Linked DNA regions of Homo sapiens: region 1 is linked to region 2. Evidence: chromatin loops called from intact Hi-C (ENCODE). Cell type or tissue: heart left ventricle. All regions are shown on one strand. Each heading gives the region's core, and the rest is flanking DNA. Links, peaks and the distances in the headings are about the cores only.

Evidence for each region. A loop is a pair of places that touch in the nucleus more often than their neighbours do. Peaks named below come from ENCODE experiments on the same cell type or tissue, not always from the same donor. Only the 100,000 strongest peaks of a DNase experiment are listed, where the experiment ranks them.
Region 1: a loop joins it to region 2, with 2.0 times the contacts of the local background. A loop is called at or near these places in 39 of 110 quality-filtered maps.

Annotation. Positions count from the first base shown.
Region 1 is chr1:110,481,981-110,491,174 of GRCh38, forward strand. It overlaps CYMP-AS1 (CYMP antisense RNA 1), which reads right to left and starts at 8,278. Exons shown (of 2, transcript NR_108042.2): 1 at 8,156-8,278; 2 at 5,700-7,927. It also overlaps the pseudogene CYMP. RefSeq lists an enhancer at 1,299-1,877. In heart left ventricle, for the core only: no CTCF peak of the experiment used is centred there; no DNase peak of the experiment used is centred there.
Region 2 is chr1:110,422,557-110,431,673 of GRCh38, forward strand. No RefSeq gene overlaps it. Among named protein-coding and RNA genes, the nearest start is that of LAMTOR5-AS1, 19 kb to the left of the region's middle. In heart left ventricle, for the core only: no CTCF peak of the experiment used is centred there; a DNase peak (open chromatin) is centred at 3,444; H3K27ac peaks cover 1,702 bases.

The DNA of each region.
Region 1 (9,194 bases), core at 906-8,905, 60 kb after region 2:
GGCTGGAAAGGAAGGGGTTAACCTAAGGGAGTTGAAACTCAGAGGGCTTTGGGGAGCCACCCAAGTTGACACAGACAGGGCAGTGCCAGGTCTAGAACCAGTTTCTGCATTTCCTCTCTTGATCTCTTCACTGTTGATCTGCCTCCATCATCTAAAACTCGAGCTCCCTCAGGAGGCCCCTGTGAGACCAGGCTCTGTGCTGAGAAACCGTTTGAGAATTTTCCACTCGTCTTAGGGAAAAAGCTATCCAGAGAGCGGAGAAAGGGTATTGACAGAGGGCAGGATCATTGTCGTAGCATTTGTCAGCTTGTGGGAGACACCGTTTTTCACTGCAGACAGTGGGCTCCCGGCGGGCAGAGACGGTGTCCTTTCCAGTGTTGTGTCCCCTGTGCCCTGTACAGTATCTGGCACAGCAAGAATTTGGTGACTGAATGAGTGATAATGTGCTTAGTGCTTTTCAAACCACGGGTTTCGAAACTTATTAGTGGGTTGCAAAATGCCTCTAATGGGTCTCCACCAGCATTAGAAAAAGAGAAAGCAATATAAAATATGAGAGTGCATTGCAGTTAGCAAGGATAGGCATTGATTTTTGAACCGATATAAAATACATTTCTTACTTTGAGTTATGATTTAAAAAAAGTTTGAAAGCCCTTGACCTGGGGTCAGTGGGCCATTGATCAGAAGGCTGGCTGGGAACAGAGTGTACCGAGTGGTTTATGGAGCCCACTTCTGGGAGGCTGGGCAGCCTGCGGGAGATGCACACCCTCCTTACAAATTCTTCCCCATCTCCTCAGGGTTCCTCTGCACAAAGGGAAGTCGCTGAGGAGGGCCCTGAAGGAGCGCAGGCTCCTGGAGGACTTCCTGAGGAATCACCATTATGCAGTCAGCAGGAAGCACTCCAGCTCTGGGGTGGTGGCCAGCGAGTCTCTGACCAACTACCTGGATGTGAGTGGCTCTGCCAGCCTTTCCACTAACGAAGTGGAAAGCGCCCCTCGGCCCCTGCCTCACCACAGCTGTTTCTCTTCGAGAAATCTTGGAGTCTGTGGTAGAGGCAGTCTCCCTGCCCTCAGTCAGCTCCACGAGGGGCTGGTCGACCCAGAAAAGACAGTGCTCCTGCCTGCCAGCTCTGAATGCCACCACCAGGAGGGTCTGAGCTCAGGCGCCTTCCTCACACAACATCCCCCAAGAGTGCATGAACTGCCCCCCTCCCCAACGCCGCCTACCATCCCAACCCTGCACCTGCCTTCCGGGCTGGGGAAGTTCTGTCTTAGTCTGGCTCAGCAGGGATGGAGACAGCGGGTGCCATTCTGCAGCTGCCCAGGACGCGGCTGCCAGCTTGCTCTTCCTCCCACCCAGGACCCAGGCAGGAGCGCCCCTGGTACCTGTTCTTTCCTGGAGCTTGTCTTTCTCTCAGCCGTCACTCTTGCCAGTAAACAACCAGCCTTTTTTCTCTTCTGTGCTCTCATTTTCTTATCTAGGTCATCTTCGCCACCCGCCCCCAGCCTCTGCTCTGACAGTGGGGAGAGCTGGCGAGGAGGCGCGCGTGGCAGGGGCCACTTGGGCCGGAACATGGAGCCCACACCTAGCTGATGCCCCACCTCTCTGTCCAGATTCTTTTTGCCCTGGCAGGGGTGGCCCATGTCCCACCCAGGCAGGATTTAAGTTTAGGACCCAGGTCTGCTTCTGAGGCTGATTCCAGCAGTGGTTGTAGGACTTGTGGAAGGATGAGGCCAAGTGTGTCTGGGGGTGGGAGCCCAGGTGAGGGCTGGAGGTCAAGAACCCTCTTCAGTATCTTCCCCCTCCTTGAGACACCCAGGTCTCTGGGCAGAAAGCACAGGGGCTCCACAAGTGCCCCTGCTCCCCGCCCACCGTTAATCCACACCCTCCTGCCCCCTGATGCTCCCACCTCTGACCCAGTGCCGTCTGTCTTCAGTGTCAGTACTTTGGGAAGATCTACATCGGGACCCTTCCCCAGAAGTTCACCTTGGTGTTTGATACAGGCTCCCCGGATATCTGGGTGCCCTCTGTCTACTGCAACAGTGATGCCTGTCGTGAGTGACCGCCCTCTCCTGACCCAGCCCCTCATGCTTGGATGCCCTGGCCTAGTGGCCAGGGTGGTCAGGGTGGCTGGGGGGAAACGTGGGGTGGCAGGACAGCTGGCTCTGACCTTCCCAGCCTCCTAGTTGTGGTCGATCTCCTCACTCATCCTCCCAACTGGCCACAGACTGGGAAGATTTGAAAATCACGGGTTTTAGTTAAAAATTAGGGACCTTTATTTTATTTTTTGTCTCTACTGGGAGCCAAGGCAACCTGCTTACCCTTTTGGATGCTGAATTTTCCTTTCTATAAAATGGGGCTATGATGTGCCAGTGAGTGCTGGGAGAGTAAAGTGAGAAGGTCTATTACAAATAATGAATACATGCTTAACACACATTAATTATTTATTTCTCCACCAATCCTGGGAGATTGGTGCTCTTTTTATCCCCATTTGACAGATGGGGAAATTAAGGTTTGAAGAGGAAAAGGGACTTGGCTAAGATTACTCAGCTGATAAAAGCAAAACATCCACGGAATCTTCAGCGGGGCTTTTCCCTTTCATTTTTGTGTAGAAGCTACGTAGGTAGCACTGAAAGTCAGAGAGGTAGGGCAAGCAACAAAGAATCATGTTCTTTTTTAAACTGTGGGACCAAGGCTTTAGAAAGAATGGGCTGCTTATTCTCTATAGAGAGAATTGCCAGTATTGAGGCCATATTCTTACAAGGCCTGCTGAGGGGTTCGGCCCTGGCTGGCACCGTGAGTGGTGAGAAGATTCTAAGGGCCCCACTAACTCTGGGTCTGTGTTTCAGAAAACCACCAACGCTTCGATCCGTCCAAGTCCTCCACCCACAGAACATGGGCAAGTCCCTGTCCATCCAGTATGGCACAGGCAGCATGCGGGGCTTGCTGGGCTATGACACTGTCACCGTAAGTGGTGCTGCGCCGGCCAGTGCTCACTGTGCCTTTCCCACCAGCCACTCTCTGCCCACACGGTCCGGTGGGCCACACCTCCACTGTGCTGAGAAGCCCTTTAGGTGCTGCCTGCCCTGGTGGCTCAGGAGGTAAGGAGAGGGATTTTAGCCAGCAGCCAGCTGTCGGCTGTCCCTTCCTCCCGCCTCTTCTTCCTGTGGCAGCACCCAGAGCCCCACCTGAGGGCACTCTCAGGTCCAGGTTCCCGTCTCCCTGATCCTTTTCCATGCATCCTTGACACAGTTAGTTCCGAATTCTGAGCTGGTGCCAGGACTGAGCTCTTCAGTGTCCTATGTATAGTCTTGTTTTTAAATTTTGTTTTTCCAACAGCCCTTTGAGGAAGATGTCATTATCCTCGTTGTTCAAATGAGGAAACCGAGGCTTGTAGTTGATAACTTACCTGAAGTCACACAGCTGGTGCCTGGGGGAGCTGAGTGTGGGACCTCGCCTCTGGCTCTCAGGGCAGTGCTCTTGGTTTGACCTCATGCTTTATAAGTCAGAGCAGCATCTTCTTTCAGGTCCGAGAGCACCTGTCCCTCTAGGATAAGGGTTCCCCTTTCCCTTGACTCTTTTTGGCCTCCAAAGTACCTAATACAGTGATGGGCACATAGTAGGTACCCAGTGGATGTTTGCCTCTTTCTTTCTTTCTGCATGCACCATCTGACGTGAAAACTCTGGTGGTGTCTCTCAGTGCTGACCACCTTGACTTTCCTTGGTCTCTTCCTTGGGTCTGGCTGAAACCTTTCTTGCTTTGAGTCCAGAAGGGCACAGTCCTTCTCTGTGGACAGTATTTTCCTCACTGGGCAGGTGCCCACCAGGGTGCTCTGCTCAGGCCTCCTCGGGATTCCATGCCAGACAGCAGAGGCCTCAGGGCTGCTTGCTGAGCTGGCCAGCAGTCAGGCCTTTGACAGCCAATTCCCCTGCCCAGTCCTATTTCCTCTGCTGGCCTGAGCCATTCACTTTCTTCCCTGCTATTTTCAGTGCATCTTCACTGGAGAGCTGGCCCAGTGCCTGGAACCTCAGCAGTGCTGCAGTGGGCTGCTATCACTCACTACCTTGGGCAGGGGGTCGGGGAAAGCTTCCCTCAGGGGTCTCATGTGGAAGCAGGAGAGGTGTCCTGACCACTTTGGGACAAGAGGCAGTAGTGGTCAGAGTAGGCTGGTGGATACATTGGGCATCTGAAGAAGTGGGCAGATTAAGAAAATATTTTGGAGTTAGCACTTTCTTAGCATAGTGCTGATCCATATTCAATAATCACTTAGTAAATGTCAATAAATGTTCAGTGTTAGTATTATTTAGTCAAAGCCCTGCCTTGAGATGTGAGATGTAGGTATTACTATTCCCTTAAACAGATAAGGGGATTGAGGTTGGGCAGGTACTTGTCCAAGGTCACACAGTTAGCACATGGCAGAACAGGAGCCTACACCTGGGTCTTGGAGACATAAAGCGTGTGCATGTTCTTTTTGGACTTCCTGCTGCTTCTATGGCTTTTTGCTGGGAGGTGTTCCAGACATAGCTGGTGGGAGGGCTGCAGGCCTGCAGAGGGCCTTGGAGCATCCCTCATTCTGCCCCCTTCTTTGAGCTCAGTCCCAACTTTTGCACAATGAGCACCAGGGTCTGTGTCCACCTTGTCCTCTGTTCCCCTCCTCCCCTGCCTCATTAGAACAATTCCTCAAGATCATTGCACTAACTGCCGGGAAAGGAGAGGTGGGTTTTTTTTGTTGCTGTTTTTTGTTTTTGTTTTTTTCTGTCTCTTAAGGGCAAATAACTATGTTGCCTATAAGAGGAAAGGAACTGGAACTGCGATACTGGCTCCTGACCTGGGACTGGCTGCCCTCATGCCTGGGATGTTTCTGTCTCTGGCTGCAGGACCTAGTGGAGGTCATGATTCTCTTGCAGGTCTCCAACATTGTGGACCCCCACCAGACTGTGGGTCTGAGCACCCAGGAACCTGGCGACGTCTTCACCTACTCCGAGTTTGATGGGATCCTGGGGCTGGCCTATCCCTCTCTTGCCTCTGAGTAGTCAGTGCCAGTGTTTGACAACACGATGCAGAGGCACCTGGTGGCCCAAGACCTGTTCTCAGTCTACATGAGTAGGTAAGAGCTGTGCCCAGCCGGGGCCTAAGTTTGATGTCCTTGTAAGGACTGTCCACTCCTTGGGGACACTCAAGGGTAGTCACCAGCATCCAAGCAAACCTTCTCCTTTCCAGGCACATCCAACCTCTTGTCCAAAGGCCCATGATACAGTCATTTGTACAGCCAGAGTTCACTGGATCAAAATTTGACTTTCCTTTCTGGCACTCAAAAAACAAAGCCCGATTCCACCTCTGCACAGGGGCTTTCAAGTTCTTTTTCCCAAAGTGGCAGGGCCTCAATAACCGTTTGCTAATGTCACTGAGATGCACAGACTTTTAGAGCTGACTCCAAAGGAGTCCAACCTACTCCTTTCACTAGGGAGGAAGCTGAGGCTTGGGGAGGGACCAACACCCTGAGTGGTGGCGGCTGAGCCAGGCCTGGAGCCTGGGGCTCCTGCTCCCAGGCCTGTGCTTCCTACTCTACCTCCCTGCACCCCGTGATGATGCAGCTTGGCTCAGAAAGAGGGGAGGATGGCAGGGAGGAGAGAAAGAGACCCTCCCCAGGAGAAGTTGCTGGATGGCCGAGGCAGGAGAATGCAGTTAGGGGGCTAATTAGTGCATTCACTCATGCATTTATTCACCCAGTAGATACTTACTGGGCCCTTACTATGTGCAGAGGCTCTGCCAGAGATGGGGACACATCAGCAGATAAGACAAACTGGCAGTTAACATTTTAGCAGGAGAAGCAGACAGCACACCATTACATACACTATTGTAATCAAACAGTGTGATAAGGGTGCAGCAGGGGAGATTTGGGTGTGTCAGAGGCTGAGTAACAGGGGAAGGCCCAGCCGAGGGCAGCCAGGGCAGTCTTTGCTGAGGGAGGAGTGGGTGCCGTCTGGGGAGAAAGCGTGTACCAGAGCCGGGAGCTGGGATGGGCTGGATGAGTTCTAGGAGCCCAAGGCAGTGCTCCGGAAGTGGGTGGGTACAGTGTGTGTTTCCCAGCCATGTGTGAGACACGGCCCCACGAGGAACAGAGGGGATTTGCGTTTGGGTGGCAGTTTCAATCCAAAGTGTAGATTTTGTTGAAGACCCCCTTTCCTACTAAAGGCAGAAAGCCCTGGGTGGCGGCTGACAGGGAGTAGGAGCCTAGGGAGACAGCTGGGCACACTCAAGGGTGGCTGGGGCACAGCCTGGCAGTCCCAGGACCTGTGGGGTGGGTTACTTCCTCTGGGGTTGGGGTGGGGGCTGCAGCGCTCAGGAGAAAGGATGCTGCCGCTGACTTCAGAGAAAGCCCAGCGGAGGAGGAGCCAGAGGGGGCTGGAGACCTCATCTGAAGCGTGGGGTAGGGGTGGGGCGGAGGAGGGTGGGCTGGATCTCAGTGGTGTCTGCCCCAGGGTGGGGCTGGGCACCGCTTTTCTGAGCCTCGCTGAAACAGCGCGCTGCGCCTTGGTTTCAGGAATGACCAGGGGAGCATGCTCACGCTGAGGGCCATTGATCTGTCGTACTACACAGGCTCCCTGCACTGGATACCCATGACTGCAAGAATACTGGCAGTTCACTGTGGACAGGTGGGTGAGCGGCCACACTGTGTGGGCCTCAGCCAGAGGCTGATCCAGCTGTGGGGATGTGAGGGCCCGGGCGTCAGCCCACCACACTCTGAGGACTGCAGCACAGTAGCTGGTAAGACCACCCATGAGAAGCTGAACTAGACACTTCCAAGGTTGGTGACCTTTGTCGGTGCTAGTGCCACATATTCTACCTGTGCTTTATGAACAAGACCAGCTGCCTTTCTGGGGCATCTACTGCCTGCTAGGCGCTGTGCTGAACGATTATATGACTGTCTCATTTATTCCTCACTGAGACACCATGAGGTGGGTGCTACTATTACCCCACTTTATAATGGACTAACATTGAGTTTGAACCTCAGGACCACCTCTTGAGGAAGTCAAAGAAGGGGTTATTAATGTACCCATTTTGTAGAAGGGAAGCCTGAGTACACAAAGGTTGGGTAACTTGCTGGAGACACACAGCAAGTAAATGGCAGAGCAAAAACTTGAAACCAGATCTCAGGCAACCAGTATGCTACTCGCTCTACTCCTTAATGTGGGTGAATTTGTTGTTTTATTGAAGTTTCTGTCCCATGGAAAGTGGGATGTCCTCAATTTAGCCACTGAATTGGAAGAAAATGGTTTTAGGTTTTTTCTCTGGGCTCAGAAAGTACTGGGGCCTCCAGGAAGGGGCCCCAGGGAAGGGGCTGAGGGCTGGGGGCCTTCCCTCCCTACTGCAGATCCTGGCAGGGGAGGGTAGGAAGGACCTGGGGAGGGAGGGCTGGATGAGGCCATCTTGCATACCTTTGGAAGTGTCATCATTGACGGCGTGGTGGTGGCCTGTGACGGTGGCTGTCAGGCCATCCTGGACACCGGCACCTCCCTGCTGGTGGGGCCTGGCGGCAACATCCTCAACATCCAGCAGGCCATTGGAGCCACTGCGGGCCAGTACAATGAGGTGAGGTCAGGCCCCACCGCCCCACAAGGTTGCCTTGAAGTGGGGGCCCCTTCACACAAACGAGATGATGCAGGGGTGGTTAGGGAGCCCGTTTCCCAGCCGAGGTTGGGGTTTCTCCGGAGGCCTCTGCTGGGGCCTTTGGCTTTGGCTTCATTGCCGTGGGAGCCTCCATGCCTCAGGTAGCGGCTGCCGTCTGACCTCCTGTTCCTCTGGGAGTGGTGCCCTCCCTGACGCGCTGGACTGTGCTGTGCCCCTTCTTCCTCCTCCACCCCCGAGTCTGTTCTTCTCCCCTTGACAGCCAAATGCTCCCAGCATCCCTGTGAGCTCTGGCTGGGCCTAGATGGGGAGACACAGAGGCAACCCCCTTGGGTCCCAAGCTTGGGTCTGTCCCTGGGTTGATGACAGCTATGACTCTTTTGAGAACCATGTCTCAGGACCAGGCCTCACCCTGAGAGCCTCCCTGTGGTCCTAGGTGTAGGCAGGGCCCTCTCCCCACCCCATGGCTCATGGGGTGGCAGGAGGGGTTCTGGGCCCTTCCGGAACCCCTTCAGTCAGCTTACTTACTCGCCGCTTCTAAGAGGGCCTCCCTTGGTTCTTTAGTTTGACATCGACTGCGGGCGCCTGAGCAGCATTCCCACGGCTGTCTTCGAGATCCACGGCAAGAAGTACCCCCTGCCACCCTCCGCCTATACCAGCCAGGTATGAGTCTCAGAGGGGAAGCCCGGGCTCCTCCTCCTCCTTCTTCTTCACCAGCTTCCTCCCCCACCCCCCAGTTGGGCCCCTGGTGAGGCAGTGATGGTGGTGATAAGAAGTGGTATGGACTCCACAGAGAATGGAGGGGCATGCGTTTGGACCAACCGGCCTTTCTGAGTGGGCCATGTTGTCCTGGGGCCTCATTTGTGGCCACTTCAGCCTCATCCTGGGAAAAATGGGGAACAGGAGGGGCGGTGTGCCAAGGTGTCAGGGAGGGTGGGGTAGGCAGGTCCACATCTCCCTATGGGAACCTCCCTCCGCTGCTCAAGCTTCTAAGTCCCGGGGCCTAGAGCTCTGTGCAGGGTTTGCTTAGCTAGCCTGGGCTTTGTGGGGCTCAGCCCTTGGCCCCACTGACCACTGACCTCCACCCCCCAGGCCTGCTCTGGCTGGTCATCAGGGCAGTAGGTGCTGAGAGCAGGAGGCAGGGGCTGGGGAGGACGAGAGATGGGGAGTGGAGTCCAGTGCAGAGGACAGGACTCAGGATGCCAGAACCCCACCCGGTGATCCTAGATTATGTCATTTTATTTTTTGAATCTGAATTTCTTCATCTGTTGAGAGATGAATCCAATACTTGTTTATCTGGGAAGGTCATTTCAAGGATAAAATGACGTCACAGAAGAGGAGGAGTTGTGGGTGAGGTATAAACGCCTATCTTTAGGCACAGCAAATGGGATTGGGACCAGCGTCATCTCTGCCTTGCCTTCCCCAGGACCAGGGCTTCTGCACCAGTGGTTTCCAGGGTGACTATAGTTCCCAGCAGTGGATCCTGGGGAATGTCTTCATCTGGGAGTATTACAGTGTCTTTGACAGGACCAATAACCGTGTGGGGCTGGCGAAGGCTGTCTGATTG
Region 2 (9,117 bases), core at 1-8,000:
CAAGCGATTCTCCTGCCTCAGCCTCCCAAGTAGCTGGGACTACAGGCACGTGCCGCCAAGCCTGGCTAATTTTTATATTTTTAGTACAGACGGGGTTTCACCATATTGGCCAGGCTGGTCTCAAACTCCTGACCTCAAGTGATCCACCCACCTCTGCCTCCCAAAGTGCTGGGATTACAGGCGTGAGCCACCGCGCCTGGACGTGAAAAGTTTTTTGAATTCCCCCATTAGAAATGATCTTCACCCTGACTCCCATAACACTTTGTACATTACTGTAAAAGCATAATATTCAAATATTTACAATATACCTCCTTCAAATATAAAATGGACACATGCCGAAGACTTAGCAACTCATGAAGGAGGGAACCAATAATGTAGTTAAGCTAATTCAAAGAGCATTTTGAGGAAATGAATACTTATGGTCATTTAAAAGGAAATGTTAAAATTTCTAGGTTAAAAATAAAACTTGCCATTGCATATATGGTCAAATGATTTTTGACAAGGGTGCCAAGACCATTCCATGGGGAAAACACAGTCTTTTCAACAAATCGTGTTGGGAAAACTAGATATCCATGTTCAAAAGAATGAACCCTTACCTTACCTTCCACCATATACAAAAATTAACTCAAAATGGATCAAAGACTTAAGCATAAGAGCTAAAATTATAAAATTCTTAGAAGAAAACATAGGGAAAAAGGTCCATGGTATTATATTTGACAATGACTTTTTTTTTTTTTTTTGAGGCAAGATTTCACTCTGTCACCCTGGCTGGAGTTCAATGCAGTGGCACAATCTCAGCTCACTGCAACCTCCACCTTTCAGGCTCAAGCAATCCCCCTACCTCAGCCCCTAAGTAGCTGAGACTACAGGCATGCACCACCAAGCACAGCTAATTTTTGTATTTTTGTACAGAGTTTCGCCATGTTGCCCAGGCTGGTCTCGAACTCCTGAGCTCAAGCTATTCACCTGCCTCAGCCTCCCAAAGTGTTGGGATTACAGGTGTGAGCCACTGTGCCCAGCCCTGACCCCCACATTTTTAAACAAAGCTTCTCTTCCATAATCAATTGCAAATCAGAAGATCTTTGAATCTATCTGCAGCCTGCAAGCCCCCTATTCAAGACATCCCACCCTTTTAAACTTAAGCCAATGTGTAACCTCCTGGCAATCAATTTTGCAATTTATGATTTTGCCTGTAGCTTCTGCTGTTCTGAAATTTATTCCTGCCTCTAAAAATCCTTGCCGGCAAGCCACTGGGGAGGCTAGGTTTTGAGCACTTAGCTGTCTGGTCTTCCTTACTTAGTGCTCTGCAATAAACACCTTCCTTTCTATCACCACAAAATCCTGGGTGTGGGTATCTGGTTTTACTGTGTTGGGTGAGCAGACCTCAGTTTGGTTCTGTTACAAGTCCCTGCTCCATCTCACTTGCTACAACATGAATGAAACTTGAGGACATTATGCAAAATGAAATAAGCCAGTCACAAAAAGACAAATACTGTATTATTCCACTTATATGAGGTACTTATGATAGACAAAATCATCAAGACAGAAGGTATGATGGTTGCCAGGGGTTGAGGGAAGACAAAATAGGGAGTTATTGTTTAATGGTTGAGAAGTTTCAGTTTTGCAAGATGAAAAGTGTTCTGGAGATGGATGGTGGTGATGGTTGCATGACATAAATGTGCTTAATACCACTGAACTGTTCTTAACTCCGCTGAAATATGGTTAAGATGGCCCGGGTGCAGTGGCTCATGCCTGTAATCCTAACACTTTGGAACGCCGAGGCGGGCAGATCACCTGAGATCAGGAGTTCGAGACCAGCCTGACCAATATGGCGAAACCCAGTCTCCACTAAAAATACAAAAATTAGCGAGGTGTGGTGGTGCGCACCTGTAATTCAAGCCACTTGGGAGGCTGAGGCAGGAGAATTTTCTGAATCCAGGATGCAGAGGTTGCAGTGTACTGAGATCGCACCACTGCACTCCAGCCTGAGCAACAGAGCAAGACTCCATCTCAAAAAAAAAAAAAAGGTTAAGATGGTAAACTTTGTACCAATTAAAAAACAAAGCTGGCTAACACCCTACAGGGCAATTAAAACATCATAATCTTTGGTGTTATCTTTTTTATTAGATAGAAATTATTTATACTTACTGGATAAGATCTGTAAGTTAACACATAACTTCACAGAGTCTGAGCCCTTAATGAATAATAAATAGCCAAGTCACAGGGAGATACTTTCCCTGAGGTAATTAAGCAATCCTTGGGTAGGCTTGTGAAGAAATGCCCAGAATGACGTTGGAAGGACATGCTGTTCTCTCTTGGCCTTATTTCCAAGGTTTGGACTCAAAGTATTATTTTTTAACATCACAGAAATTTTTTATGCCCTGGTCTCTTGAGGGTAGGGACTGTGTCTTTTTCATCTTTGCCCCTTTCCACATGCTCTGGTTTGTAGAACAGAATTGAAGAAGGAGCCATGTGCTAGATAGAGCGGGTTGGGAGCAGCAGACCTGCCTGCTCATTGTTTCTGTGACCTTGACCCATCCTGTAGTCTCCCCACGCCTTGCTATTCTCATCCATCAACGATGAGATTGCACCTAAATCCTGGGTGCTGTGCTGGGCCTGGGGATGCTGTCTAATCCCTGGGTTTCCTTCTAGTTTGCTCTAATCACCCATATGAAAAAGAAGCTACTCAAGGCAAACATATAAATGAAACGGATAATGAATGAATAGTATTTTTTCTTGCTTTCTTTGGAAGAGGCATCCTGGATTCTACTTGAAGCCTGCAGCCCTGACTCCTGGGCTGGGAGGTGGGCGAGGACTTGTATTTTGTAGCTCTGCTAGAGAGGGAACAGCTGTCCACTGGTGGCAGGACTGACGCCTCCCAGAATACAGGGGCTTTGGATCAGCAGGCGTCAGAGGGAAAGGAAACTGGCATCCGAGTCTGCCTTTGAGAAAGGAGTAAATTACTATCTTATTATAAATTCATGATCCACTCATTGCTGTTTTCAATTAATTTCTTGACAAATCTGGCTGTTCCTTTTCTTATTTTCCTTAGGACAGGAGGTGTCCTGGTGATCAGCTGGAGCTCGGGGGAGCTGTTGCTGAAATTAACTTGAGTGCTTTGGAGAGAGATTTACATGGCAGAGTGGAGCCAGGGCTGCTCCTTTGGCAGGCACTGCTGTGCCACTGTGGAGGCGCCCCTGCTTTTCCCATGCTTTGCAGTGTCTTTAAAGGCCTTTGGAGCCATGCCCAGGCTCAGCCCCATCCTGGTGTCCCCCTGTGTCCGTTTTGCCACTGCCCGGCTACTTCACTTGGCCATGGGCCTTACCAGCTTGCAGACAAACCCGTCCATCTACGCCTCCCAGCGCAGCTTGGCCCACTTGCAAGCACTTACAGAGGGTTTCAGAAGGAACATGTCTGCCATCTGTGTTTGGAGACTGTGTCCCAGACTTTTGAGCTCACATTAGTCATGGCCACAGACGGGACTGGAGTCCTGCCCACTGGAGTCCCAAAGGTCTCTGGTGTTTGTTTTCCACTCTGCATGCCTGGGTTGGGGGATGGCAGGGGGATACAGGTTGTTGGAGTACCTCCCAGCCGGGCCGTTTCCTTGGTTCCCTGGGGCTGCCTTGCTTCCTCTCTAGATCATCAGTCTCAGCAGAGGAAACCAAAAATCTCCTCCTCGCCCCGCAACCACCTTTTGCTGACTGCTAAGCATCCCTGCTCTGAAACCATAACCACCATAAAAGCAATAGGCTTGTCTTCTCTGTTCTAAGCATGTACTATTCAGGTGATTTAGGGGGAGTAAACAGGCCCAGAGAAATTAAATAATTTGTCTAAGGGTACCGGCTAATGAGGATCTGAGCTCAGTTGTAAATGACTCCATCACCCATGCTCTTTTTTAGTCCCCTTTATAATTATTTTAAAATAACATTTAATTAATTTTCTGTTATAAAAGGAACACATGCTCAAACAAAAAACTTAGAAAATATAAAAATGTATGAAGACAAAACAAAATAACCCCCAGTATTAGCAATGCCAACTTGCCAAGACAAAAATGTTAACATTTTTATTTCTTTTTCTTTTCAGTCTTTACTCTCTGTGTGCACACACACACACAGGCAAAGTGAAATCACATTGTATATTCTTTTTTGCTTCTAGCATTTTCCACTTAGCTATCTAATATTACTATTTCCTGATATCAATAAATGATCTTCAATCCCATGCTTAACTCTTCTGTCCAAGGCATGTTCTGCCCAATTTTGTTTTCTCCTGTGTCTGTTTGAATGCCTCCTTTCTGGCCTGCATCTTAGGGGGACACTGAAGTCTCCTTTCCAACAGAAGTTCTATTCAGGGGGAATCTGTTATCTTGTTTAAAGCCCATCCTGGGCTGGGGAGCAAGCAGGAGAGAGAGAGAGAGACACCACCCATACGTGACTAGAGTGCCATTTGTAGCAGGATGCCCCAGAGGCAGCGTGGCCCTTCACCACCACAGTTATCTGGAACGAGCAGGAACTGTGTAGAGGAAGAGGCACATCCCCTTTTGAATGGCTGTGCCCTTGCAGCCACCTCAGTCCCTGCTTCCTGAAGGGAATCAGTTACTGGGCTCTGGGAGACAATTTTCAAAGTGAACTTCCACGGATGTGAAGGGAACCATGACCTAGAAATCTGAAGGTGCTAGGTCTTATTTTGCTCAGAGCTGAAAAGAGCCACTTTAAGAGGGCAAACATTGAGGAAAAAATGAAGAATATTTCATTTTTTAGGGAAATCCTACGAGCCTATAGGAGTCATCTTAGCCCATGTGCATGGTCACATGGCCTCTGTCCAGGATGGCCAGGACGGGGTGACTTCCTTAGAAGGGACTGGCATCTTGGGAGGCAGGCCTTTTCAGGGCTCAGCCCCAGGACTCCTTATCAAAATGTTGAAAAAAAAAGTTTATTCCATGGACTTCTAGAAATGGGGAAAGCATTGATGGGTTATAACTCAATTCTCAACACCAACAATCCATAACTCTCAAAGAAGATCTATGACTCCAAAAGGGTGACCTGAATCAGGAGGCTTATAATTGCATTGCCAAAGTGCAATGTGATCAGAGGCAGAAACATAACTAGGACCTCCCACAAGGAGTTGAAACTCCCTTTATCCTGGGCCTGTGGTTATCTCATTGATATTTTCCACTGTAGGTGAATTATTTCATTGTAGAGTCCCCTATTTAGAAAATACATGGCATGTGTGCCAGCATTTTCCTATCCTGCACCCATGGCAGGCATCACCAATCAACATTGGCACCCTCCCCACTGAGCCTAGAAGCAGCTTCAGACTCAGTCTCAACATACTTCTCCAGGCAGCCATTACGAATCAGTCAGCACTGACCTGGAATGAAATCCTTTGACATTCCTGAATTAGTTTATAATCACAAGCAGGAATTGTATATCAAGTTCTTATTAGATAGAATACTTAGAAGGCCCTTAGGTTGGTTCATTTGCCTGTTTCCTCATAAGAATGAGGGCAGAGCTGGGCATGGTGGCTCATGCCTATAATCCCAGCACTTTGGGAGGCTGAGATGGGAGGATTGCTTGAGGCCAGGAGTTTGAGACCAGCCTGGGCAACATGGCAAGATCCCATCTCTACAAAATATATATTAAAAAAATAAAATGAAGAATGAGGGCAGGAGGTGGCGGGAGAAGTGGAAGCAGATGGAGGAAGTTAGGTTGAAGAGAGCCAAGGATTCTTATTCTGATCCTATGATTTTCTTTCTTTCTTCACTCTGTCACCCAGGCTGGAGTGCAGTGACACTATCCCAGCTCACTGCAATCTCTGCCTCCCGGGCTCAAGTGATTCTCGTGCCTCAGCCTCCCACGTAGCTGGGATTACAGGTGTGTGCCACCATGCCTGCTAAATTTTGTATTTTTAGTAGAGAAAGAGTTGCGCCATGTTAGCCAGGCTGGTTTCAAACTCCTGGCCTCAAGCATTCCATCCACCTTAGCCTCCCAAAGTGCTGGGTTTACAGGCATGAGCTACCATATCCAGCCCCATTTTCTTATTTAAGACTGAATATGTTTCTCCTGACATTGCCACAGGTAGCCTCCTTTCCTGCCTGTTCCTAGTCCAGCCCTGGGACTCTTCTCACCTCTTGTCAGGGTCCCTTGAAGCAGGGGCTGGGTTGCCCTTCTCCCTGAGGCAGGCAAGAGGCAGAGCCGGGTTCAAGCAATTCTAGTGCCTCAGCCTCCCAAGTAGCTGAGATTACAGGCATGTGCCACCATGCCCGGCTAAGTTTTGTATTTTTAGTAGAGGTGGGGTTTCACCATGTTGTCCAGGCTGGTCTCAAACTCCTTACTTCAGGTGAGCCACCCACCTTGGCCTCCCAAAGTGCTGGGATTACAGGAATGAGCCACTGCATCTGGCCTATTCTTTAATGAGAAGAATAGAGCAATGAAGTCCCTGAACTGGGCCGGGGTTCCCAGGGGCTTCCCAGAAGCATGTGGCTGACTTATTGTAGTGAAAAATTAGCCAGCACAGATTTATCACCCAATATTTAGCTTTGGCCATCAGTATTCTCATAGCAGCTTCTGCTGATTGCCTCATTCAATCAACACAGGGTGGAGGTAATATTCCATTCACGTTGCGAGATCCTGGCTTTGTGTCCTGATGGGCCATGTGGGCAGGCTGCTCTCTGCTCTAACACTCCCTCAACACTATGTTCACACCATCCTGATTTTTTCCCCCAAGTGTTTGCACGACTCAGCCTATGCAAGGGATTATGGAGCTCAGTGGCTCTGTGGCTTCAGGTTCTGGCAAATGACTATTTGCTTTTTCTTCTTCTTCTTTTTTTTTTTTCTTTTTTTTTTTTGAGATGAAGTTTTGCTCTTCTTGCCCAGGCTGGAGTGCAATGGTATGATCTCAGCTCACCGCAACCTCCGCCTCCTGGGTTCAAGTGATTCTTCTGCCTCAGCCTCCCAAGTAGCTGGGATTACAGGCATGTGCCACCATGCCCAGCTAATTTTGTATTTTTGGTAGAGACGGGGTTTTTGCATGTTGGTCAGGCTGGTCTCGAACTCCCGACCTCAGGTGATCCGCCCATCTTGGCCTCCCAAAGTGCTGGGATTACAGGTGTGAGCCACTGCGCCCAGCCGATTATTTGCTTCTTCATGGCAACTCACAGACCATGATCCCCACTCAATCTTGTGGGTTTGTAATAGCAGCACAGAAAAGCTGTGTTGAACCGTGGCACATCTGTTAGCTTTTCCAGGTGCTCAGGAGGAGAAGGTGAACTGGCTGTGTGTAGTATGGTAAATAAAGGGGCCGGGCTACCTTTCAGAGGTTTGGCACACTGAATGACTTATGCCCTGACCAGAGACCTGGGCTAGGAACTTAGCTCCATGGCCTGGATGCCTGGGACCTTGGTCCGATTTGCAAACACAACAGCTCCACAGGAAGAAGCTTTGTCACAATAGTTATTATTATAGCAACCATCCAGAGGATGCTGCATCCTAAATATCCCTCAGCAGTAGTCCAGGTAAGAAGCACACCTGACTATGTATGCTCTTCTCTGCTTCAGAACCCTTCAGGGAGCTCCACTGCCTATAAGGAAAAGTCCACATCTGGGCACTTGGGTCTCCATGAGCTTCTGCCTGCTTATGGCTCCAGTCTTACCTCTCACTGCTTCCTGCATTAAACGTTTGCCCTAAACATTGAACTGGGTTCATTGTTGCATGTTCCCCTTCACCCCCAAATCAGACTTTGCTCATCCCCAGGATACCTTTCAACTTCCCCCACCTCCCCACCTGCCTAACACCACCACTCACTAACAAGGAGCTGTGCTCCGAAGCTTGTGGACAGCTGTGTCATGGAGGAGCTGCCGTGCTCTGTCCAGAGGGCTGTCTCTTGAGCACAGAGACTGAGCCTTCCCCACCTCTCTAGCCTCTAGTCCCAAGCACAGCCTGCCCCCTGGTAGCCCCTAGGAAATTTCCACCAAATGCATGCAAGGTCTTGCAGCTGCCCCACAGCTTGACATCCCACTTCCTCCTGAGCCTCCTCCTCCACTGTCTTCTATCCTCTGCTCAAAGCCCTTAACCGATGCCCCGGTTTTTCAAGGGCAGCTTCTTCAGTGTTGTTTGTTCATTCACTCAACTAACAAGGGCTGACCATGCATCGGCCTTGAGGGACTGAGGAACAAAGGTGCTCACACTCTGATGGGAGGCACACGGAAGCAGTGGCAATAAAATCTGTAAAGTCTTCTGTGAGAAGTTAAAGAGAAAATGCTAGAGGATCCCAGAGGAGGAAGCTACTGCTGACTGTGTGGTGGCTCCTCCCCAGCCTCGTACCCTGACTCTCACTCTTCAGCCTGCCCCAGTTCCCCTCTAAGCTACACCTTCTCCAGGAAATCGCAGCACACCCATGGCATCCACCTTTCCACTGAAGACTCCTGAGTATTCAGCCCCAACCTCTCTCTGAGGATTAGAGAAGTTAGGTAACCTGGCCAAGGCCACACAGCTAGGGGCAGCAGGGATGGCGCTCTCCTAGGACCATGCTGCACTCCTCCAAATCTGCTCCTTGCTCCCCTCCCATCCATCTCCACCTTCTTTGCCCTGCTGTGTGTCCTGGGAGGCTGATCTGTGAGGATGTCTTGGTGGCTGCCTTCGGTGGATTTGGCTAGTAACCCTCAGAGGAGTGGAGGAAAGGAGGAACATGAAACCGGGGAATTAACTCCTCTGTCATGCTCCCAGCAAGACCACCTAGGTTGGCTGTCCCTTGGCAGAAGGGGATCCTCTCAAGGGAGCTTCTCTACAAGACCCTCTCCTTCTGGTCCAGGTAGCTGTTCTCCTCCTGGTCTTCTGGCTGGGTGATGGGAGAAGCTCCTTCACTCCACTGCTACTGGCTCTAGGTTACTGCATTAGTCCTGCCTTTATCCGACACCACGCTCACACCTTTGTGAAAACACCCTCTGTGCATTATCCTAGTTTGAGTGGCTCCCTCTTTCCTGCGGGCCCGGGGCTGATGCATGCTCCTTCTGCATGTCCTGGATTGGCGAATAGCATCAATATCTGTACAGCTCTCCAGGCCCCAACCTTAACCGTCTCCTATTCTTCTTTCTCTCTCATCCTACTCTAGGACCTGAAAGCC